5 separate regions of the Mus musculus genome follow, and regions 1, 3, 4 and 5 are each linked to region 2. A link is a loop called in an ENCODE intact Hi-C map of the cell type or tissue named here. Cell type or tissue: left cerebral cortex. All regions are shown on one strand.

Region 1 (5,000 bases), 100 kb before region 2:
TATATTTAAGATTTTTAATTTTCAATCATAATTGACATACAACTTACATAATATGCATTTATATATAACATATATGTGCATCTATTCAGATGTATATATTCATAATATTCAAAGACATATTTATTTCACAGTATAGGTTAAGCTTAAACACTTCTACTTAATTACAATTGTTGAATTTTTGAAGGAAAACACTTCAGATTATTGTGTTGTTAAAAGACATTAAGTACATTTCCACTCAGGCTTAAAAATATGTGTTGCTTTCAGGGACTTAACTAGTTTCCAGGATCTAGAGGAACCCTAATCTGAGAAATTATTGATGGCTATGTGTACATTCAGATGGAGGAAATAAGGCTCAGATTTTCACTCTTTTTTCTATTATTGTAACTAACCTATAGTAATTTATATCAACTCAAGGTAAATGATTTAGTTTTTCATTTTAAAAAGTATAAGGAACATGCATAACTTGTGTAAATGTACGAATAGTTTTAAAAAATCTCTTTCAATCTTTATTCTTCAATATTTTCTCTAATTCGTTATGAGAAATTTCAATAGTAGATAAATTTAATGTTTCTTGTTTTTTTAAATATATATATCTAATTTGAAGAAAACATATTTCTTAGTTTCTGGGACAGATAATTAAACTTCTTTTTCTTTAAAACAGTGTACTTATTTGTCCTTATTGATACGTTTGTTTTGTATTATAGGAGAGTTTTTATTGCATTCAACCTATTTAATGTATTTAGAAAACATATTAATTATAAACTGTTGCTGGTAGATCCTTAGGGTTTCAGTATGTGTGTGAACAAGTTTTCAGCAGAGATTAGTCTCCTCATCTCTTCTGATTTAAATGTTATTTTATTTTTTTCTGATGTTCTAATTAAAGTTTTGCTGAATCCTGATTTTCCTAAATATTTTAGAGGAAAACTTCTGTAATAAAACTTGCTATCATATTAGTTGCTGGCTTTTGTATATTGATTACATTTAACTAATGTTTCTCTGTATATCTTATCTGTTGAGCCGTTTCAAGATGAAAGGTTGATAAATTCTAACAAATGGCATTTTCATGTTGCTAGAATTATCATGTAATTTTGCTCTCCATTCAGGCAAATTGAAAAACACTGCGTGTCAGACTTTTAGAAATAAATCATCACAGTCTTCCTACTACTCATGGAGATTAGCAAATACAATACAGAACACATCATAATACCAATGGCATTCTTTACAGAATGGACAACCACTGCTATAATCTCCAGAGAACCACAAAAGACCACTGTATCCAAAATGGTCTTGTACTAATGCAAAAAGAAGCAAAGATTTCCTTATGGTATCTGACTTTGAGATGTACTGCAATGCTGCAGCCATCAAAACACCAGGGTATTGCTCTAAAAATAGAAACACACCTCCATGGAATAGAACAGAATAACTTAGTCATCTTCATACATCTGTAATTACCTGATTTTTCAACAAAGATATTAAGAAATCCATGGTGGAATATCAATTCTGCCAGTACTCAAGAGTCCAAGATGGGAAAATAATCAATGCCAAGCCTGAGCAGCATGCAATGATGGCAATATTATCTTGAAGAGCAGAAGAGCCAACCATCCAACCAACCAACCAACCAACCAACTAATCAAACAACCATGAGGGCATCAAGAAAAGAATAGCCAGTATTATCACAAAATCATACAGGAAATATCATATATGTAATTGGAAATTAATTCAATGATGTGCCTCCACTGGTTACAAAATAAATCTTACAGTTTGATCTGAAACAATCTTGCAAAATATCTTTTTCCCCCTTATTACATGAATAATTCTTTTATTTTAAATAAGACAAACACCTTTGAGTGCTTTAAGGAATAAAGGAGGTATGCTCAGTTGTAGAAGAGTTCTGTCTATAGAGTTATGGACTCTAAAGGCAGACACTCTTCTGGATTCAAGAAAGAGCTAGAATTAGGAGCTATGACGCTATCAGTAAACATTTTCACTTGGTCCTACATTGTAGCTTTTGCGCTTAGAGTATCTTTCTCCTCTCCTTAGTCATATTCAGCTCTTGAGCTTACGTATTGTAGATTCCATCACTCTTATTGACTTTCAGACCAACAGTTCCTGTTCTCAGTTGTGAATTCCAGCAGGTGATAATCTAATCTGCTCGACTGAGTCTAGGGAGTAATCAACTGGACAACCAAGTGAAGGGTGACAGCAACTGCCAGCTACCATTGTTTTAAGTACAGTACATGTTCTCAAGAAAAGATCCTGCCAGCTCATTTTCTGGGCAGACACTCCACAATCCATCCACTGCATCTCCATGATGAGTCTACTGAACAGTTGCCAATCCTGCAAATATTAGAGCAGCCCGATGTCTTCAGCAGAAGTAGAATGATGTCCTGGACTTCCAATGTTTGGACGATCCAGGCTGCATTGAGCATGCTCAAGAGTCCAGGCATTAGGGTGGTTGCTTCCAGAGAATGGGCACTAGGCTACAGACATATCTTGTAAATATCCTCATCTTGTCCTATTCACCAAAACATCAGCCATATTCTTCTCACAGGCATCTTAAAGATGTCCTCAGGCAGATGGAAGACTGAAGGCAGAGTGTTTGGCTCCATTAAATGCTCACACAGTCTTTCCATCTTTCACCCAAGGCAAATAGTATTTCCACATTGAGAAATTGTGTGGTGCTCTTATTGATAGAATCACACCATCAAGTTCTATGGGTAACAAACAGCAATGGCAGTAGCCTGTATTGTCCGGTGGGAATCTGGGACTCCCTGACAAACAACTTGAAGGCCAGTATTCCACCCCTGGCACTGGAATTTTGTTGAATAAGCCATGGCTTCTAGGAAGAACCTTACACTATTCCCAGTGTCCATAACTCCAATTAAGTTTTGTTTTAAATTGTATTTCTAAGAAGCATATAAATTACTAGATTTCCATATGGTTTTGTCTATATATTTGGTATTCATTATTTTTCCTCTTACCCCTACTGTACTGTACACGAACATTCAAATCCACATTTAACACCCACTTCCACACTTACCCCTTTTCCATTATTCCCCTTTCCCCCTCCAGAATCTTTTCTACTATTCTATGCCCCACCCCTTTAGGCTCTTTCTTCCCTGCCTGTTCCCTTTTTAGTGTCCTGGATTCTGCAGACCCTCTCCATTTTTTAATTGAAACATCTGTCCAGGCAAAATGTATCCATCTGCCCACTAAAACAGCATAAAGTACACATACAGACCTTGCAATGTATGAGGAGGATATTTGAAGACCACTTTAAAGCTTTTCTTATAATGCCTCTTTATTTAGCAAAATGTCCACTTAACCATGTGTACACATGGCATTTTCCATGGACTTTCTGCTGGAGATGACCTAGCACTCCCAAATAATGCAACTATAAGAGCTGGCCCTAGTAGTTCTTATAAGATTAGAGTCACCCAAAGTACAAAGAGGTTACCTCTGGCACTGAATTGTACCTGCTAGCCAGCTACCACAACCCTAGATAACTTTGCATTTCATCCAATAAGATACTGTTACTATGACATACTTCAGCTACTGATAAAGGAGTTGCAAAATATCTTATATATCAGCTCTGATGAATTTCTGTAAGGCATTCGGCTTCTGAGGTACCCAGTTTCATTGACACACCCACTTATTCTCTGAATCCTCACCTTCCTGCTCTGCTTTCTGTCGAGCATACATTAAGTCTGCATTCTCATCTGTGCCTGTCCACCACAATGTTTATGTCTTGTCTTAGGCCAGATGCTGATGAAGCCAGCAATCCCAAGTCTGAAACACATGTGTACAAATGCCTGAATAAACATTTCATCCTTTGAGTTGATGTTTCTAGGCAAGATTGCTATAGTGATTAAAAGTTAATCCACAAACAAGAAATTCATAAAACTATTAGGAGAGATGCCTAAAGACAATGGAATTGGCTACATGATATGTATTTTATCCCAAGACCCTAGCAATGACATACATATACAAGATAAGTGATATTACATGAGGCAAGAGTTGTATACAGAATACAGTTTCCTGAATGAATACATAAGCTTCAGAATGTTTACATAAATATAAGAAAGAGTATAGTATTTATGAGGTTATATTTGGGTTTCTAATAATCTCAACAAGGCTAACAGCCAATAATGACAATAACCATTTTATTAAAGGGTGCTGATGGGAAAAATTAACATTTATGAGAAGAAAAACGAGTGATTAACAAATAAATTAAACTCATCAGCAGCACAAATCATCAAGGAAATGGAAACAAAATCACACTGAGATATCACACTGTAGCAAAAAAAAACCAAAGTAATAATTATGGTTGTTACCAAAACACGAGGGAGAACATATTCTGCCAAGGATGTGGCCAATAGTCACTGCAGACTTTGGGGGGCAATAGACATACAGACAACCATTGCAAAAAAAACAGTATATGATTCCTCAAAATGCTGAAATGATGACACCCTCCTGTCCTGAGAAGCCTGTGTCCGTGTTAAAGCCATCACATTCATCTTCTCTTATTTTTTATTCCTTGTTTAACATCCATCTATATTCAAACATTTTTAATGGTCTCCAACTTTGCTTTAAAAGAAAGAAAAGTTTAAAAATAAAAGTCCAAGATGACCCAGCAAATTCATTCCCAAAAGAAATGTAAAATCAATGTGCTGATTTCATCTTTGTGCTGTTTTGCTGCAGTATTATTCTCAATGGTTAAGGAACAACTGATTACGCTGAGATCTCAGGACTAAGTCATACATAACACATATATCCAATTGAATGCCTTAGTATCATAGAGTGAACTACACAATTTTATCTGAAGCAATTTGAATGGTTTAGAGGTCACAAAGTGAAATAAGCCAGGCACGGGACATTAAACACTGCCGTACATCACTCAAACATGGAATGTAAAAGCTAAAACCTCCATAGAAGTGAAATATAGAGAAAAAAACGACAATTAAAAATTGATTAGTGAGTCCACAGGATAATGATAATAG
Region 2 (5,000 bases):
GAAACTGTATTGGGTTAATGTTAAAAGTTATCCCAGCTTCTTCCAGTATAAACATGCAAACATATGAAGTATTTAATATCTATGGCAACAGCTTAACTTCTACCATGCTCATCACTATAGCAGCAACCAGAGTAACCTAAAATTTCTTTTAAACAATATATCATCCACATAAGATACTCTGGTTGGTTTTCTCTTCGTTCCTGTTTGTCACAATCCAAAGTCCTTTATCTCATCAGGATGAGGTAAAATATGACTTAACTAGAAACAGGATATTTACACTACGAATGGGAAAATTACACTCAAATGAACATTGTGTATAAAGAAACAGCAATAGATACAAAGCACTTCCAACAAAACATGTATATTATGTGTATTATATGTGCTCTATAAAAACATATACCAAACATATCTATGTAAATTAAATTGTGGTAGTGATGCTCTATTAAAGCCACTAAAGCACATTTACTCTTAAATTATTATTTATATAAAAGCACAGGACATCATTTCTCTGTAGGTTTTCATGTATAGTATTAATTATTAAGAATCTGGCAGCTTTGATAGGATGGGAATCAATGTAAGGATAATATATATTCAGTGGTATAAATTCGAATTCTATGATGCACTCATCTTTTTTATTTTATTTTTTTATTATTATTCTAAGGAAAAGAAGAACAAATTTACCTCAATCAAATCTGAGAAAAGGTACTTTTGTGGTAGATATCTAAAAAAGATAAAGGGCCCACCACAATTATAATTTGGAAGTTGCAACCTCATTCCCAATCTGTTTTATAGTAGCAAGTTTATAGCTTTGCATTTTAATAATCATTAAGAGGGTGGTATGATGAATGTTCCATATAAAATGAGGTTTTGAAATATGAAGGAAATTGAATTAAACAGCATCCTGCTTTTTACTGCATATAATTTAAGTTCCTTATACTGTTCGTTAGCCTCAGTGATCTCATCTTTATAATGGAAATAGCATCAGAAAGTCACCCTGTGATCTTGAAACTTAAATGAGTGTTTATCCAGCATGTCTGGCAACAAAAGACTCCAAAAGAAAATCATTAAAACTATTATTTTGACAATTTAGCTGCTTTAACTCGGTTTTACATACTAATTCCTGTTCATTTAAAGAAAAACTTGTTTCACTGTGTATGTTTCTATGACACATTCCTGTCCCTGACCTTCACTAATTATTGATCAGCTTTAAAACTTCAGTCAATATTACTCAATAAATGCCAACTTTCATGAGAGGCCTTTCTAAATCTGCCTTGTTTATTTTTTTCTTTTACTCTTTCTTAACATCAGAGGAGAGATGACCCATCCCCTTCTCCATTTTTTTCCACCATGAAAGAATCTGTTAGTTTCTTTTTTTTTTTTTACCAAAAATACCATTGAAATATTAAAGCTTTCATATAAAAAATAAATGGTAGGTAAATCACCAAGATCAATTGCCAGAGGACAGTCATCTTCCATTATCATTATGAAATGCAGCCCATAAGCAAAAGTATCAGGGAAAAAAGGTAATAGATGCCCTGAGGAACAGTCACTGTGTATAATAAAGATTTTATTTTAAAAGTGTTAAGATAAATAACACATACTCCACAACATCACTGTTCTGGGAAATCATTTCTTTTTAGAATATGAATTCTAACTGGCACATCTCGTTCCACCTGCTCCTGGGGGCTTTTACTGAGCTGGCTTTTAATTCTGCAGTTTCAGTCTGTGGCCTCCTGTCTTTGACATACTTCTTGAGACTGGATGTGTGGTGGAATGCAAAGACCATCAATATGTGTGGTTTGTAACCTAACTGCTGATGAAATAGAGTTGCTTAGAATTCCCTAGGGCATCTGATTCAGACCAGAATTACATTGGTCAGTAAAATTCAAATAGTTCACTGCTTTCCCTTGGTAATTACTGGGCCTTAACCAGAAATTGGTATGATAAGAGTGAAACACTTTTTTTAGGATAATGATTGATTTCCATAAAGATGAGTACTTCAACAATTTTCAGTATGTAGTTGCTGGGGCGGAGGGTGGGTGGCCACTAATTAGTTTTACCGTTTTCAGCAGATGTTGAATTCAAAATGCCAGCAGCATCTCAAACAGCAGTCATTAGGGCTGTCTTTCATGAAGGAGTGCTGACCAGTGAAATCTCCCTCTGTTTAATGAGACCGATCTAGACAGAGTCAATTAAATCAAATCTATCCTAACATCTCCAATCTATCTGCTGCAGTGTGGGCAGCAACACAAAAACAGCAGAGAGGGATTTCCAGTATTAATAAAGAGATTCGCTGCAGCATTAGGAGAGGGCCGAGGGAGGGCAGAGTTGTCTGGGTAGCATGGTACTTTATGGGCAGTGGAAAAGCAGTAAAGGCAAGGGGGCTGAGGAGGGGTGCTGGATGGGAGGTTGTGAGGAGAAAAGCTAGTGAATGATTAAACACTAAGGTGATTAAGGAGAGAGCCTTTCTTGAGCTCCGGAAGGGACCCACCCCTTCCCAACCTCCCCCCTCCCCCCTCCCATCCACCATGAATCCAAAGAGGAAGCTGGAAAAATGTAAGGACCCAGATTTGAAAACATTTTCACTTTAATACTGAAAAAATATGCCATTATAAAATCCTCGAATAGAATTAGTAAGTTTTCACGTGCTTCCTCGGTTCTTTGTTCCTACTTTATAAGTAAGACTTTTACCAGCACACAATTGCTACCATAGGGTCGCAGCCTAAGCACTAGAGTGACATTAATTGGTCATGCTTAACTGCCCCAGAATCTTTTTTTCTTAAATAATTACACTGGTACTATAATAGAAATCATGGGTACTTATTTTACATTCAGATGGAAGGCATTATTGGATATGTATAGAAAAATATTCCCCCTCAGAAACTAAAAGAAAATCAAACATCACCATCAAAATAAAAGAACCCAAAACAACCCTTAAAAACTTTGCTCAACAAAATACATTGTTAACTCATAAAATGGACCGATGACTTAGCCATGCAAATGTCTTAAATAAACCTTTACATTTTTTTTCACAGTAAACATACGCTCTGAACTGCCTACCAATCACAAATAAGGGCGAAATGGCACTTTCTGATTATACTGTATTTTGTTTATAGAAAGTTTGATACGATGGGACTTATCAGGTAAGAGGATGGGTGCTGTGACAGCGTCTCCAGTCGCAGTGGGGCGGGGCGGTAGAGGGGGGGCGGGGGGCAGAGTCCCTGGAGCGTGTGGATTCCATGCGAGCCATGCAGCACTTTTGTTTGTTTGTTTGTTCTTGTCAGGAGTCAAAGTTATTTATTTACAATACATTCATGCCTTCGTGCAACTGCCCATCCCTGCTTTACCAACAGGGAGCCATCTTCGGGCTATCCACAGGGGAAAAATAGATATCTATTTCTCTATATAGATGTGATATATGTATATATGTATAGAGCCACTGCAGCCAGCCCCAGGGGACCTTTGGCTCAGAGCGAGGGGGCTCAATTCTTCTGGCAGGCCCCATGCTGGGCTTTGAGTCAAAAGGAGCTCAGAGCAAAGAGCTAGCTCGCTGCACTCACAGGTCCACAGTCTGCTCTTTGTTTTCAGATGGGAGCTTAAGGGCCAGAGCCTCTGAGTTGAGTGAGTTCATAGTTATTTATTTACTCATGTCCATCGGTGCTTGTGACACGCTAGATCTGGGTCAATGTTCTCCCACTCCCCCCGCGATTCAGGCGGCAGGGGAGGATGGACGTCTTCCTGCACTCCTTCCCCTTTAGGGTCGGGGGCTTAGTCTGAAAGTGAGTGAGAGCCACAGTCATACACCCTATGGGACCCATCTGCATTGTAAGGCCCATTGTGCCAGTAGGAAGAGTCACAGACTGTCTGTAGGGAATTAATTTCGGACGCAGAGGAATTGGCATCCCTTCTCTTGGACCGCTTTCGGTTCCTCAGGATAAACACGAGCATGCCCACCACGGTGAAGGCGGAGGTGACGAACACCAGCAGCAGTCCCGGGACCAACACGGAGATGGACACCCTGCTGGTGTCTAGGTAGGAGTTGGAGTGTGTCCCGGTCTCCGCCAACCCAGTGCTGTTTTTACTGTGCGAAGTTAACGTGGGCGAGATCCTCGCATACAGCTGGGGGCAGATCTCCTCATTGGAGAGCAGCATGAAATCCTTCCTAAAGAAGTTCACCGGTGTCTCACACTTGAGGTCGCTCATCAGCACCTCGGAGCCCAGACGTTCTGCCCATTGCTTGAAAGGCACAATGGTGCAGGAGCACTCCCAGGGGTTGCCATGCAGGTCTATCTGGATGATGGAGGTTAACTGGTCCAGCACCCCTGCCACAGGGAGGTACATGAAGTAATTATTGTGCAGACTGAGCTTAGACAGGGAGACCCCAGCAAAGACGTCCACCGGTAGGGACCTCAGCAAGTTGTTGTTGAGAATAAGAATCCTCAGTTTCGGCATGGCATTGAAAGTACCAGGGAGAATGAGCTGAATCGCGTTGTACTCCACATTCAGATACTCCAGGTTCTGCAGCCCAGCAAATTTCTCCCGGGACAGAGTGTCCAGGTAGTTACTATCCATGTAGAGCCACCTGAGGTCCAAAAGGTTCTTGAAAGTGTTGTTCTCTATGTTTGCGATGTTGTTGTTGCCCAGATCCAACAGAATGAGGTTCTTGTAATCCACAAAGTGTGATTTTCGGATGCTATGGATCTTGTTATCTCGAAGGAAAAGCTCCTGCACGTTGGAAAGCTTAGGCTTCAAATCAGCCAAGCTGCTCACGTTCCGGTTGTTACAGTTCATCTTTAAGCCTGAGCCTGGGATGTGGTCACAGCTGCAGCCCCCGGGGCAGGGCAAGCCATGCACTGGGGGTTTGTTTCTGGCGCTCCCAGTTGCTATCGGTGGCGTGGGTTTGATTTTGAGCTGCCAGTTGCCCGGGATCTTTGTACCTCCATTTGGAACAGCCCCTGGGGTAGCATGCTCATCCTGCCCATTTGTCTTGAAAGGAGTTG
Region 3 (5,000 bases), 120 kb before region 2:
GACATCAGTGTCTAGTAATGTATCATGCATAAAAGAATCAATGGATGAGTTATTCAAACTTCCTTTAAGCCTAAGCTAAATAGCATTTATATAAAGTTCTTCCCTGAGATGGAGAATGTTACTCTTGTGATCCTATGTAGACTACTCTGTATATAAGATTTAATAAAATATATTGGCCCTCAAAATCAATACTTAGATTTAAAAAATTCTACTAAAAATATTACATTTATAAACAATTTATAAAAAATTATGGACAAAATTTCTCAAACTTGAACCATTCTTGATATTTCATACTATTAAACACCATTTAAGCCCCATATGAAATTTAATATTTGTCTACCTAATTATTTATTTATTTATCTGTCCATTATGTATTTATTTCTCTATCCTATGGAAAATACATGAACCAAATGAAAAACAATATGTTAATAAAATTCTGATTATGGAGCCAAGTAACAAAAAATGATTATGGAATAAATATTTATTCAAGCATATATAAACTTTTGAAAATACCTTGACATTGGGTGTTCAAAATGGTGGGAAAAGCAAGGTATCTCTGTTGTCCCAAACATCACTGATTCTTCTACTATCTATCTTTTGTGTATTTGAATATAGACATTTGGACAGCTTTGAAAAGTCTTAGGCCAAATGATTACTTAATAATCAATTTCCTTACTTTCCTTCTAAATGCAGCCAAAATGATCAGAATGTGGCTTTACTCTAGTGAAAAGAATGTGAACAAAAATTTACATCAATAAGTATTAACTAGGTAATAGAACTCTAAACAGTAACTGTTATTATCTAGCAGCCTTATTTATAATTTCCAGAAACTGGAAAGAATCCAGATGTTCTTCAGCAGAGGAATGAATACAGAAAATGTGGTACATCTACACAATGGAGTACAACTCAGCTATTAAAAACAATGAATTTATGAAATACTTAAGCAAATGGATGGAACTAGAAAATATCATCCTGAGTGAGGTAACCCAGTCACAAAAGAACACACGTGAGATATACTCACTGATAAGTGGATATTAGCCCCAAAGCTTGGAATACCCAAGATAAAATTCACAGACCACATGAAGCTCAAGAAGAAGGAAGACCAAAATGTGAATGCTTCAGTCCTTCTTAGAAGGGGGAACAAAATACTCACAGAAGAAAATACAGAGACAAATTGTGGAGAAGAGACTGAAGGAAAGACCATGAAGAGACTGGCCCACCTGGGGATCCATCCCATATATAGTCATCAAACACAGATACTATCATGGATGCCAAGAAGTGCTGGCAGACAGGAGGCTGATAGAGCTATCTCCTGAGAGGTTTTCCAGAACCTGACAAATGCAAATACTGGGCTGTGCATGAGGTCCCCAGTGGAGTATTTAGAGAAAGGACTAAAGGATTTGAAGGGATTTGCAACCCCTTAGCAAGAACAACAATATCAACCAACCAGACCCCCTAGAGCTCCCAGGGACTAAACCACCCACAAAACAGTACACATGGGGTGACCCATGGCTCCAGCCTCACATGGAGCAGAGAATGTCCTTGTTGGACATCAATGCAAGGAGAAGCCCTTGGTCCTGTGAAGGCTTGATGCCCCAGTGCAGGGGAATTCCAGGATGGAGAAGGGGGAATGGATGGGTATGGGAAACACCCTCAAAGAAGCAGGGTGAGAGGGGATATAATAGGGGGTTCTCAGAAGGGGAACCAGGAAAGGGGATAACATTTGAAATGCAAATAAAGAAAATTTCTAATAAAATATTTCAAAAGAGAACAAATATAAAGCATGCATTTCTACTCCTATCAACTTTGCATTCCTTGTGTGCCAACATTTAAAAAGTTAAAATGTAGTTCGTTGATTGTCTAATGTCATAGGAAAATTGATTATCTTCAACATTTAGACACAGTTAAAACATTCATTAGGCACATCCCCATTGTTTCCTTGACATTGTTTCTGAGAAGTTTCTAGTTCTCTTACAATTATCTCCTTTTACATCTTTTGGCACAGAAGAATGTTGTTAGTAAGGTCTAAGTGTCTTATAATGCACAGTAATTGTTGTTCTTAATAAAGGTCATTGTGTATTTAGGCAAAATAAACACAGTGATTTTTTTTCTGACATTTACTTTCTACTGAACAAAATCAAATAAACCTGCAAGTATCTTTTTGTAAATAAAATGACAAGATGGAGTGAATAGAATAGTATATTTGGAAATTAGGACATTCTATTTTAGATAGCCTTTTCAGGTTACTTGGAATATAAATTTCTTACATTACACTGAATCTTTCATCTTGACTCAACAAAATTCAGATCATTAAAGGAATGAAAACCTATGTTCTATTGCCGTTACTGTGTGAAGAGATTGTTAAATTGGTTGTTATCTTCCTGTAACTTGTCAAACACCCTCACTGTGTGTGCCATGCCACAATCAGAGGTTCCTGAACTCAGTGTGATGAAAAGGTTCCTTGTTTAAATAGGTATAAGAAACCTAAAGGATCCAAAGACAACTGCCAGTGGAGACACAACAAGAAATCAAAAGTGCTAATCTTCCTGGGCTAGATGCCAGCAGCTTACTCAGCCTCTGCTTGCAGTGTTAGTCCAGCCCCCATACGTGGGTGTAGGAAGCACAGTTTAGAATAAGTATCAGAGATAACAGGATTGTCCAAAACTTGGGCCAATTTTCCTCATTCAAAGAAAATGTCTGACCCTTTCTAGTCCCCTGGAATGCCAGGGGTGGGAAGTGATCAATCAACCTGGTGATTCTTTATTATTCTATTAGAAACTCCACCTTTCTCCTCCCCTGGCTCATTGTTAATTCCATAATCCTGTAACGAATAGAACACATCCCTATGAAAGAGGCACTGTGAATTTTACCTCCTCCTGCAATAGCATCTCTCCTTATTCTTCCATAGATTCTTCCTCTTGGTCCTAGTCATGAACTCATAGAATTCATTGTTACCATAAAGGTGATAGGATACAAGTTCTACTATGTTTAAATGTATAAGAGAAGTAAACCACTAGATTAGTCTCTGGGAAGATTTAACCAAGTGCTTCCAAAAGATGGCACTGACCTGAGTTTCATTCTATACTTCCAGCCATGTATGTGGCTTGCTTTGAGAAAAGCAGGGTCCCTGTAGATGAGGTATGGCTTTGTTTACTATTGAAGCAATCAAGCATGTGTCCCAATGGAATAATATCTGATTTCTATCAAATATTATTATTCCCATCTAAAAATGCAGTTACCAAGATCATTTCTACATATGCAGCATATTACTAAGGGGAAAAGACATACTTTGTATCCTAGACCCTATCAGGAAGGAAAAAACAAAGATGTTAGAACTTAGCACGAAAAGCCATACAAAGGAATCTGCAAAGTAACACAGATGCAGGAATGTGTCTATGAGCTTTGATCCTTCCCCCACATGACTTTGTAGGTTTTTCTATCTGAAAATTAGGAGTGCTTCATGACAAATGCTTTATCAGTAGACTCATATTCACTTTTACATTAAATAGTTCTGCAGCTAATTAAAAGGGTCACATCGACATGTGAAGCACATTATGTAATTAGACTAAAATCTTGCATAATTCTCTGGAAGACCTGGATAATTCATTAAGTGCATTTGAGGCCTATAATTAAATAATATTGCACAATAAAGGATGTTCTCATTGGGATGAACATAATATATTCATCCTGCATCCGAAGATTCATTAAATATATTAGTACATTAGTATGCACACAGTCGCTAGAATACCCTAGATAATATTGGGAAATATATCTACTGACACAACCAAGAATACAGTTCTTAGACATGGCTCATTTATATGTCCAGATGTTGATTTCTTGGTGCTCATAATCTTATTGGACTTTGCCATTTTCTAGACTATATTGACAGCCTCTGGGTGCCAATCCCATCATCTAGACTGCCTAGATATTGTTAGGGTCCATGATTCACCGAAGAGTGATACCCCAGACCCAAATAGTGTACAAGTACAAAGAATGTTTTATCCTGCAGAAGTCTAGCATGCTGGGGTCTCCCATTACCAAGATAGACAACCAAGTGAGCTTGCTGGCCTGATTTAAAGCACATTATGGACTTTCAGGATAGATGACCTTTATCTTGACCTATCTCTAAGGACATTCCACTACCTGTGCTTGGGGGCTGGAAATTGTGGCTGCAGAGCCTGGAAACTGTTGCTAAGGAAGTAGCTGAGGAAGTCTGGAAACTGCTGCTGACCTTATTGTCCTGGCCTCAGGCCAGCTTCTAAGACTTGTTTGGTCTTGCCCAGTTCTTGGAAACAGAGCTTTAGGGCTCATCTCCTGAACTGGCAATTTTAAGCCTAATAGGGAGTCAGCCTAGCCTTCTCAATATCAACACTCTTCTTCACTCGCTCCATCATGTTGTTACTTTACTTTTGGAGCAAGTCAGATTGAAAGAGTAAATTCCTGCAAAATGTGTCCTTTGCCTATACTTAATAGGGATATGTAAATTTTTGTTTAAAAGTGACAAACTCTGCATGAACTTAGCAAATGTGGGAAAATGGGGATTATTAATTTTGTTTGTATATATATAATTAACAAAAATATATCTATAAAGATGGGGACAAGAAGCAAGAAAAAAACATAATAACCTATCTGTTTAGAAGAGCTAGGAACGATGTTTCTGATGCCTCAGCAGCTGAGCTCAGTTTCAAATAGGATGTATTTTCATTTGAGAAATGATAAAAGATTCTGACTCATATTTAAGTCATATGATAAATTATGGAATTATTTTTCAATATATTTGTAAATTATTTCTGTCCAACAAAAAAGACAAACTAGGCCTATGCTTTTATTTCTTTTCTAACATTAATTACTTTTGTAAATCACTTGCTTTTTATTTGTCTTATTCTAAATATTTCCCTTTATAAACATATACAAAATGGTTACTAATAAAAAAGTTAAAACAATTTAAATAACATTTTATACATAAATATTATACAAAACTATATGTAAGTACTATGTGG
Region 4 (5,000 bases), 88 kb before region 2:
CATGTTACTCAGTGCCAACACTTAAGTGCACAGAATGCAAACTTCTGTCTCAACAGGGAGGAATAGGATATGATAAGGACATATGTAACCAAAGCGATATGAAAACCCAGTAATTCAAACACCAAATCCATACCTTATTGACCACCAAATCACTGTCCAGCAGGACCCAACCTGCACATTGTGTTTGTTTTCACTGGTTTGCACACTGACTCAAGATTTAAAAGCTGAGCTGCAACTTCCTCATCTTTCATCTTAGTTCTTTGTTATTCTCATAACATCTTCACTTGACCAGTTGTATGAATTAAAAATCATGGATATTGTTCCTTGCTTTCTTTTATGGCATCTTTCTACCATGTTTTTCTACAATGTTAGCCCCATATTTACCATTTTAGATATGTAAAAACCATAACATGGACTTCATCATATATATATATGTAAAGAAGTGTCATTACCTCTATAAGGAATTCATAAGTAAGATTTGAATAAACATCCAACAACTGAGTTTAGTTCAAGGCTCCAGTGAACTGAAACACATCTTAATGGCTTATGAAATTGTATAATTGAAGATATCTAGAGATTTCTTTAGAAAATGAATTTTATAGTTAAGTATAGTTAGGACACAATGACCTTTCACCCAATTAATTAATTATGTATCATATCATTTAAACATAGCCAGTCATAAGTATCTTGTGCTTTTGTAATGGTGGGTGCTGGGGAGAATTGGTAGGTAAACTACTTTATTGCATGCATGAATATCTGATTTTATCTATCCAGCACCCATATAAAATTACTTGACACTGCAGTGTGCCTCTGGCCTCAGTACTGAGGGATAATGACAGAAGCTTACCAAAGTGGTAAGCTCCAGATTCATTGAGAAATCCTGCTTAAAAAATTAGGGTGAAAAGAAATAGAAGAGAGCACCCTATATTGGCTTCCACCCTCCAATACCTGCATGCATATACCCAGCATCACTCACTACACACACACACTCACTACACACACACACACACACACACACACACACACACACACACAGAGAGAGAGAGAGAGAGAGACTACTTATAATAATAAAAATAATGTTAGTAGATAAATTATTAGACGATATGAATCTACTACAGTGTAATTATATTCTTACCAGTTTTGATTGAAAATGATAATTATATTTATTATCTGTACTTTATAAATTAATATTTATCAAAACCTGCTTAGGCTACAAAAATACATGGAAATGCTTCTTAAACTTTTACTTTATCTTTTTTCATATCATTATTTTGTTTTAGTTTGTATATGTGTGAGTGGTTGTCCACAGTGGTGCCAAGAGTTCTCAGATCCCTTGGAGCTGAAGTTACAGAGAGATGGTAAACTGCTGACCTGGGTGCTGGAAACAAACTCCTGTTCTCTGAAAGAGCATCAGAATATCTTAACTGACATGCTATCTCTTCATCTCCCAAATGATGCACTCTCATCAGTGGGTTGTAATTTGTGCTTTAAATGTAGGCTCCCTTAAAATTGTTTTCTCATCTTCTTATTATGAAGTATTGTCATCTCATTTTGGTGAAAACTGATGTCTTATTTTGGTCTCTGAAGCATGTATTTTAAATTGTTCACAATAATGTGGTCTAGTTATATCTGTCTACTTTATGCATATAATGGCAGTAGCTTTGGAAAATTCAGCATGATTTTATATTGTACTGCTTCTTGTAACAAACAAAACAATGTATTACACAGTTTTAGAAAATCATCTAAATTAGTCTTAATCTAAAGTTAATTTCCTGGCTTAGAAAACATGAGGAATATATACGTATAATCATCTGAGCTAACACTCAACCAGTAATCGCCCCAGCTACCTCCGTCTTGAGATTCTTCTTGTGATATTTAAACCTTGTCCTGCCTTTAAAAAGCAAAAATGACTAATGTGTCTGCCACTACAGAATATTTTTAATTCTATTTTGTCCTGTGCCCATATGACATTAAAAATGCCCCCTCATATCTCTCATTTACCACATTCTACTCCTACAAGTACAGTCTACTTGCCAGCTTAGCTTTATGTAATTGTGCTAAACTTGAAAAGGAACGAGCACAGGCATACATACACAAAAAACATAGATAGACAAGCTTCTATACATACTTAATCATGCATAGACACATAAACATATATATATAAATAAACATATATAATAACGCATAACAAAATGTTCAAATCTAAATTAGTAATAACACATTACTATATAATGCAAATGAAGTGCATTTCTGAATTGCAAATGTGATCTATTTTAATATCTAGAGACTGATAAATAGGGCACAGATATTAAAGGAGAAGCAGAATATAAAGGGTAGATTTTAACAGGAAAAGAGGGAGAGTATTGCAGAATGAGAATTTAACAACACTAAGCATGTTAAAAAAAGAAAATATAATTTTATAAGCTTACTCAAGACTATATAGATTGTATGTTACGTATCCTTTACATCTATACATATCACTCAAATATAAATATATATGTACATTTGCTAGAGATAGATAGATAGATAGATAGATAGATAGATAGATAGATAAATAGATATTGAAGCTGTGCCTCTCTGCTGATAATGTTCCTCTACCACAAAGAGCCATAGAATTTATAAAACCCCTCAATGCCAGGCAAAGTAGACGTATTTTCATATGTTGGCTAGGGAAATTTAACAGACTATCAAATTAATACAGATTGTTGACATTGCTCTTGGTTGCCTCCTAGAACTTGAAGATAAGACTCCTTACTGACTATAAAATCCTCTTTTTTATTATTTATTTTTATTCTTTAATTCTTTTTTACAACCCAATCTTTATCCCCTTCCTGGTTTGCCTCAGACTGCTCCCTGTCCCATACCTTCTTCCATTCCTTCACCTGTCTCCATGAAGATGTCCATACTCCTCCAAACCCCATCCCCACCCCAGCAGACCTCCCCACTCCCTGGGGCCTCAAGTCTCTCAAGGGGAATCTTCTATCACTGAGGCCAGACCAGGCAGTCAGTCCTCTGATGTATATGTGATGGGGGCCTCACATCAGTTGGTGTACGCTCCCTGGTTGATGGCTCAGTGTCTGATATATCTCAAGGGTCCAGGTCACTTTAGACTGCTGGTCTTCCCATGGGGCCACCCCTCTCTTCAACTTCTTCCAGCTTTTCCCCAAATCAACTACAGGGGTCCCCAGCTTCTGTCCAGTGGTTGGTTGCTAGTATCTGCATCTGACTCAGGTGATTGTTTGGCCTTTCAGAGGTAGCCATGCCAAGCTCCTGTCTGCAAACTTACCACAGTCATCAGTAACAGTATCAGGGCCCCGGGGCCTCCTCTTGAGCTGGATTCCAATTTGGGCCTGTCACTGGACCTCCTTTCTCTTATGCTCTCTATTTTTTCCTCTGTAGTTCCTTGATACAGGAACAATTCTGGGTCAGAGCTTTTGACTGTGGGATGGCAACCCCATCCCTCATTGATGCCCTGTCTTCCTCCTGGAGATGGGCCCTACAAGCTCCCTCTCTCCACTGTAGTGTATTTCATCTAAGGTCCCTCTCTTTGAGGCCTGAGTGTCTCTCATGCCCCTGGTCTCTGGTACATTCTAGAAGGTCCCCCTACCTCCTACCTTCCAAGGCTGTCTGCTTCCAATCTAGTGGAATAAAATGGGAATCTCTCTAGACGGGTCCTCTTTGAGGACTACCTGGTGCTAAGAAAATTACTAAAAAAGAAGAATAAAGAACAGGCCTAATATCTAGCTCTGAGGGCTAGAAAAAATGACCACCATCCTGAAAATATATCTCTCCTCCCCCCAGTAATTTATTTATTTACTTTACTTTACATCTAGATTGCACCACTTCTCCTCTTGAAAATCTCCTTCCCCGCTTTCCATCCCTGTCTCTCCTTAATATCTAAGAAGAGGGAGGTTCCTCCCAGGATCCCAACTCGTCCTGGCATCTCAAGTCACTGCAAATCTAAGTACAAACTTTCCCACTGAAAGCAGACAAGACAGCCCAGTTGCTATTGGAAAAGTAGAACCCTGTTACCAGGAACCTTTCACCAGACAAATTAGGAGACTGGATTTAATAGGCAGGCAATGAAGCCAGAGTAAGCTCCAGGCTCCAATTGTTTGGAGACCCTCCTGAAGTCCAAACTGCACATCTGCTACATCTGTGTAGAGGACCTAGGTCCAGCTTGTGTACACTCTTTAGTTGGTGGTTCCATCTCTGAGAGTCCCAAGTGTTCAGGTTAGTATGTTAATGTATTTCTAAGAGTGAAATATCAACACTTCTAGTTTGGGGCTAATCAAAAGTTATCTAATTGTACATAAGGCCCACACAATAACTGAATGTCAATGACACCTATGTCATTGACACCTAGTATGTGGTTAATCACCTAGTATCACCTAGTATGTGGTTAATGGCTTGTCTATACTGGTTTTTGTAGTTATGTCTGATTGTCTAAGTTGCTGTGTCTGATGTATTGGTGTCTGTTACTTACCTGTACCTCTCCTCAACACAGTCTTTGCCCTTAATTAATTCAACAAGATAGAAAAAAATGTATAGAGAGAAATTAGGGACTTTTTGCAGAAAATTTTAAAGTAGTTTTACAAGAGAATTTACTTTACTTACACAAGTTAACCAAGAATAGCACTCAAGACTGCAGAGAGCTATTACCAGCCTATATGGAAATATAGCTTCCAATATTATAGTAGGTATTTGTTTTATTTAATTTTCCTTCCAAAAATTTTGGCTACTTTCAGAAAATAATTATAACAACACATACATTAGTCTAGATTAATGGTATGGAAGATTACATAATTTAACATTAAAGTTATGTGTATTAGTAAGGTTCACTCTGACCATGTTGATACACCATGGCCAAATGCAATTTGAGGAGAAAGTGTTTACCTGGCTTAGATTTCCATGTCACTGTCTATCCCAGAAGGAAATCAAGGAAGGAACTTAAGCAGGAGCTGATGCAGATGGCATGAAAGATTTCTGCTTACTGTCTT
Region 5 (5,000 bases), 450 kb after region 2:
GTTTCTGTTTTAAAGGAAACTTTGAGTGAGGTATTGACTGGTATTCAATTTTAAGAGCCTATGTGGTAGCACAGAATCAGGTGAGAAGGAATACTCATGGAAAGATGACCCAGATCAGGTAAACTTGTTGGTAGCTTGATTGGAGTAACTGAGTTGAAAGGACCCACCTATTGTGTGTAGGATCACACCTTAGTCAAGGTGTCCTAGGTTGAATGGGTGGAGAAAGAGAGTTGCATAGAAGTATTTGATGAATGCGTTGATTTATTGGTGTGTGCCCTTGACTCAAGAAGTAGAATCGCTAGTTCTTTCAAGCTTTTGCAAATTTCACTTTTCTGTAATGATGAGACTGTCACGGAGAACTGTAAGCCCTTAACTTCCTTTGATATGGTATTTTATTAGAGAAACAAGAAACCAAAGTACAAGGAGGAGGGGCTGCTGGGTACTTAAGTTAATGCCATGCACATGTTAGACAAGTGCATTTTCATTGATCTATGGTTTCAGCTCTTGGAATAATTTTTAATTTAATATCTAATCTTAAAAAGTATAATTACATAACGCTTTTCAAAATGTACATGCATTTTTAAATATGCTGTATCCTATACTTATAACAATAGGAAATAAAATATGCTACAAATCAAACGGTATGCATTCATACAACTTTTCTTAGTTTTCCAGAATTATAGTTACAACACTGAGAGTTGTTTAGTGTACCAATTACTGGGTAGCCTGTCATTATGAAATAAGGGACATTTATTACCTGTCTGAGGATTCAACTTTTGTCTGACTTGTGCCCTATAAATATCTCATTATTATATTCATGGGAGATACCCAAATGATAGCAGCCATGAGATGAATCATTCCATGTGAGAAAAAAGTTTTGGGAATTTTAAATTAGATCTTGTAACTTATAATTATTTCTAATTTTAATTTTAAGGTACTTTATGTAAAACTTAGACAGTCATTGTTAGGATTGATAATTAAGAAAAAGAAAAAAAAAACTTCACAGGTTAAGATGTTCTTTTGACTGATTTACAATATTCATTATGAGTATAAAGAAATGTCCTGTGTTCAAATGTATCAATTTTCTATGTATTTGTCAAGCATTTCTTGACTATAAACTTTATTTCTTCCAAGGATTATTTAACTAAAAAGGAGTATTAACTGTCATTTGGGTATCGATGGGGTTTATAATATAAAAAGGTTTTATTTTGGTACTCATGTTTGATGTATTTGTGTTTACTTACTCTCTTCAAAGGAATGTTTCAAGAGCAGACAAGTGAGATGCAATTATCTGGTTTCTATTGTTGATATGACAAGCAATTAACATGAACTTTATTGGTCTAATATTTCAAACACTGAGGCAAGAAAACAGCTTCATTTTTGAAACATCAAATACTGCAATACTGCACCTAATTTAACAATTGTAGAATTGGAACAAAATATTATATATATATATATATATATATATATATATTTCTATACTATAAACATCTCTTTATATAGTCACAACATCTATGTGACACAAAGCATTAGATCCTTTAGTGTTCTAATTACTTTACTAACAAACTCAACATTTAACGTCATTTCATTTACATTTCCTTTTCCTCTAAATGTCAAATATGCTTCAAAGTTTACCGTGTGGCAATCACTCCATAATCATTTGAGCATCCCTTCTCAGAAACTAACAAATATATGACCTTAAACTCTTTAGCACTCATCAATTTTCTCAGTCATGTTACTTGCTAATAAAGTCCTTATTCAAACCCTATTCATAGTCTGCTTTTTCCTAAAGACCCAAATATGGGCTTATTTTCTACATGTAACTGAGACATCCATTCACCCACTAACCACATTTTACTTCTGAAATCCAATTGCTTACTTGATTTTTTTTTTGGGGGGGGGTTGTCTAACTTTTAACTCACTGGTCTTTGTTTGTTTTATATTTAAAGCATTAAATGTACTTTATTGTCATAGAAGCTATATGGTGTCAGTGTCTTACCTGTGCTTACTACTAACAAAGTGCTTGTGCAAATAAGGGCTCATAAGCCCTCTCTAAATACCTTAGCCTAAGTAGTATTACTTTAGTAATGATGAAAATGCCCACCAATTTTCCTCAACTTTGATGCTTTTGTTTCCCTAATCAATGCAAATTCATTTTACCATTAGCCAATTAGTGCACAGTGATCAATATAGATTTAATTGAAGTTAAAAAAAGAAACTAGGAAAATAAAAATAACTGCACTTAATATTAAGTCATTTTTAATATTCTTAAGAGCTCTTCATCACCAATTCCCTTTTACTTCAATAAGCAAAGATACCTTGTTTGATGCAAATTGCAGTGTATCCATAAACTTTCATAACTGTGTGTTTTCATTTGATAGTAAAATTAGGCTAAAATCTTCTGCGCTTTGTATATAAATAACAATACATCAGCCTTATGAAAATTAGTAATGAAAATTGATTTTACAGAGAATGATCTGAATTTTATGCATGTCATTCTAACTGGGCTAATGAAATGGCTCTGGTTGCCAGGAGCATTTCAGTCTGGCTATCTGGAGTGCAGCATTTAACATGAGTTTCCAGAAATAAAAGCATTCATTTGCACTTCTAGACAGAAAATGTGGGTGTCTACAGACTGCCGTACAGAGCCAGAGAAACCCAATTGGACAATAAGAACCTGTAAAGTAACTCTCCAGATGGCTGAGCTGCTGTTCCTTCACGTGGAACTGCAACACCCTACTTTTAGGTGATGGCACGTCTGCCTGTTTATGAAGATTTACAAGAAAAGTTTAGAATCGAAAGAACTCTGTTCAGCTATGCCAGTGTTCATTATTCATCATAAGATTTTTTAGGTATGGAATTTATCATACACCTGATGTTAGATATACATGTTTTGTTTTTAAATAACAGAGTAAATGTAAATATACTTTTGTCCAAGCAGTAACAAATAACTGATGGCACATGAACACAAATTTACCAGTGGATACTATGATTATAAATCTTAGTAATCTATTGAGTCAATACTCATTTTTTCTTTAAAAAGGAAGGAACTGAAGAAACTCCCCTCGAACTTGGCATGATAGAATTAATTGAATGTCATTACAGTTTTTATAAAAATGAATAATTATCATACAAATGTTGTTCTCTGAACCTGCTGTGATATGTCAGCACAAGCTTCTGGATGGATACGATCGGGATGGGGTTACACGGATGTGTATAATTACTGCTTTGCTTGAATACAAGTCAACTATTTCTTTTAGGTTAATTAGGATATTTAACAAGTTCAATCTTTTCTAATTTCATTTACTTATTTATCCATTTATTCATTTTCTCTCTACCAGATTATAAGGATTTCTGCAAGAATCTCTTCAATTGCCAACTCCAAAACCCTGTGAACTCTCACTTATTTTGGCATTGACAGATATGAATATTTTTAAACAAATGACTACATTAAATCTGCTTTTCAAAAATGCTCTATCAAATGCAGATGCATTTTATTAACAAGACTGATAAGTTCAATACTGTACCTTACAGAGCAACTTGACTTGTCATGATACTACATCTTAGGTGGTTGCAAAATCAAAACCAGGGCCTCCTACAGTTTGAAAGCCATAAACTCCTGAAGTCTTCAATCTGAATTGATTTTTAGGTTGTGCAAGGAATGGTTCCATAAATAACCTGTTAATAATTATTATATATAGTTAGACAGTATTTCCTTTAGTTACTGTTCACTGTTAAAAGAGCCAATCAGTTTAAATGTGAGATTTTTCTGGGTCTGAAAGTTTTGCGCATCAGGAATGAAAGAAATGTTCTCATGAGTAACTCTTTTTTTTTTTTTAAATATTTTATTAGGTATTTTCCTCATTTACATTTTCAATGCTATCCCAACAGTCCCCCAACCCCTCCCCCAATCCCATACCTACCAACTCCCACTTTTTGGCCCTGGCATTCCCCTGTACTGGGGCATATAAAGTTTGCAAGTCTAATGGGCCTCTCTTTGCAGTAATGGCCAACTAGGCCATCTTTTGATACATATGCAGCTAGAGTCAAGAGCCCCGGGGTACTGGTTAGTTCATATTGTTGTTCCACCTATAGGGTTGCAGATCCCTTTAGCTCCTTGGGTATTTTCTCTAGCTCCTCCATTGGGGGCCCTGTGATCCATGCAAAAGCTGACTGTGAGCATCCACGTCTTGTTTGCTAGGCTCCAGCATAGTCTCACAAGAGACAGCTACATCTGGGTCCTTTCAGCAAAATCTTGCTAGTGTATGCAATGGTGTCAGCGTTTGGAGGCTGATTATGGGATGGATCCCTGGATATGGCAGTCTCTAGATGGTCCATCCTTTCCTCTCAGCTCCAAACTTTGTCTCTGTTACTCCTTCCATGGGTGTTTTGTTCCCAATTCTAAGAAGGGGCAAAATGTCCACACTTTGGTCTTCTTTCTTCTAGAGTTTCACATGTTTAGCAAATTGTATCTTATATCTTGGGTATCCTAGGTTTTGGGCTAATATCCACTTATCAGTGAGTACATATTGTGCGAGTTCCTTTGTGATTGGGTTACCTAACTCAGGATGATACCCTCCAGGTCCATTCATTTGCCTAGGAATTTCATAAATTCATTCTTTTTAATAGCTGAGTAGTACACCATTGTGTAAATGTACCACATTTTCTGTATCCATTCCTCTGTTGAGGGGCATCTGCGTCTTTTCAGCTTCTGGCTATTATAAATAAGGCTGCTATGAACATAGTGGAGCATGTGTCCTTCTTACTCTCACTGGACACATACAGGGCCCTTAGTTGTATGAAGTTAGTGGAAGGTTGACCTGCTATGCCTAGTCATATTTTATCTCCCTCAAGGAAATTGATATAAGCTTATGTGGACTTTTCATGGGCTCTGGTTTCTCCAAGCTCTATCACTCAGGTGGTTAATTTGTGTGTTTGTGTGTGTGTGTGTGTGTGTGTGTGTGTGTGTGCGTGTGTGTGTATGTATATGGTGAGGAAAT

What was found. A loop is a pair of places that touch in the nucleus more often than their neighbours do. Peaks named below come from ENCODE experiments on the same cell type or tissue, not always from the same donor. Only the 100,000 strongest peaks of a DNase experiment are listed, where the experiment ranks them.
Region 1: it touches region 2 in a loop (2.4-fold over the local background); 5 of 42 quality-filtered maps call a loop at or near these places.
Region 3: a loop joins it to region 2, with 3 times the contacts of the local background. A loop is called at or near these places in 4 of 42 quality-filtered maps.
Region 4: a loop joins it to region 2, with 2.5 times the contacts of the local background. A loop is called at or near these places in 2 of 42 quality-filtered maps.
Region 5: it touches region 2 in a loop (4-fold over the local background); 2 of 42 quality-filtered maps call a loop at or near these places.

The regions. Positions count from the first base shown.
Region 1 is chr14:108,806,883-108,811,882 of GRCm38, forward strand. No RefSeq gene overlaps it. Among named protein-coding and RNA genes, the nearest start is that of Gm30157, 88 kb to the left of the region's middle. In left cerebral cortex, no CTCF peak of the experiment used is centred here; a DNase peak (open chromatin) is centred at 2,358.
Region 2 is chr14:108,907,419-108,912,418 of GRCm38, forward strand. Slitrk1 (SLIT and NTRK-like family, member 1) reads right to left here. Exons shown (of 1, transcript NM_199065.2): 1 at 2,570-5,000. The coding sequence ends at 3,769. Among named protein-coding and RNA genes, the nearest start is that of Slitrk1, 4.3 kb to the right of the region's middle. In left cerebral cortex, a CTCF peak has its summit at 2,334; DNase peaks (open chromatin) are centred at 2,092, 2,280, 3,552, 4,056 and 2 more places; H3K4me3 peaks cover 3,342 bases; H3K27ac peaks cover 2,327 bases.
Region 3 is chr14:108,788,932-108,793,931 of GRCm38, forward strand. No RefSeq gene overlaps it. Among named protein-coding and RNA genes, the nearest start is that of Gm30157, 70 kb to the left of the region's middle. In left cerebral cortex, no CTCF peak of the experiment used is centred here; a DNase peak (open chromatin) is centred at 2,561.
Region 4 is chr14:108,819,763-108,824,762 of GRCm38, forward strand. No RefSeq gene overlaps it. Among named protein-coding and RNA genes, the nearest start is that of Slitrk1, 92 kb to the right of the region's middle. In left cerebral cortex, no CTCF peak of the experiment used is centred here; a DNase peak (open chromatin) is centred at 1,944; H3K27ac peaks cover 267 bases.
Region 5 is chr14:109,357,447-109,362,446 of GRCm38, forward strand. The region is part of intron 1 of Gm30216 (a long non-coding RNA gene); the gene reads left to right. Among named protein-coding and RNA genes, the nearest start is that of Gm30216, 31 kb to the left of the region's middle. In left cerebral cortex, no CTCF peak of the experiment used is centred here; a DNase peak (open chromatin) is centred at 2,683; H3K27ac peaks cover 553 bases.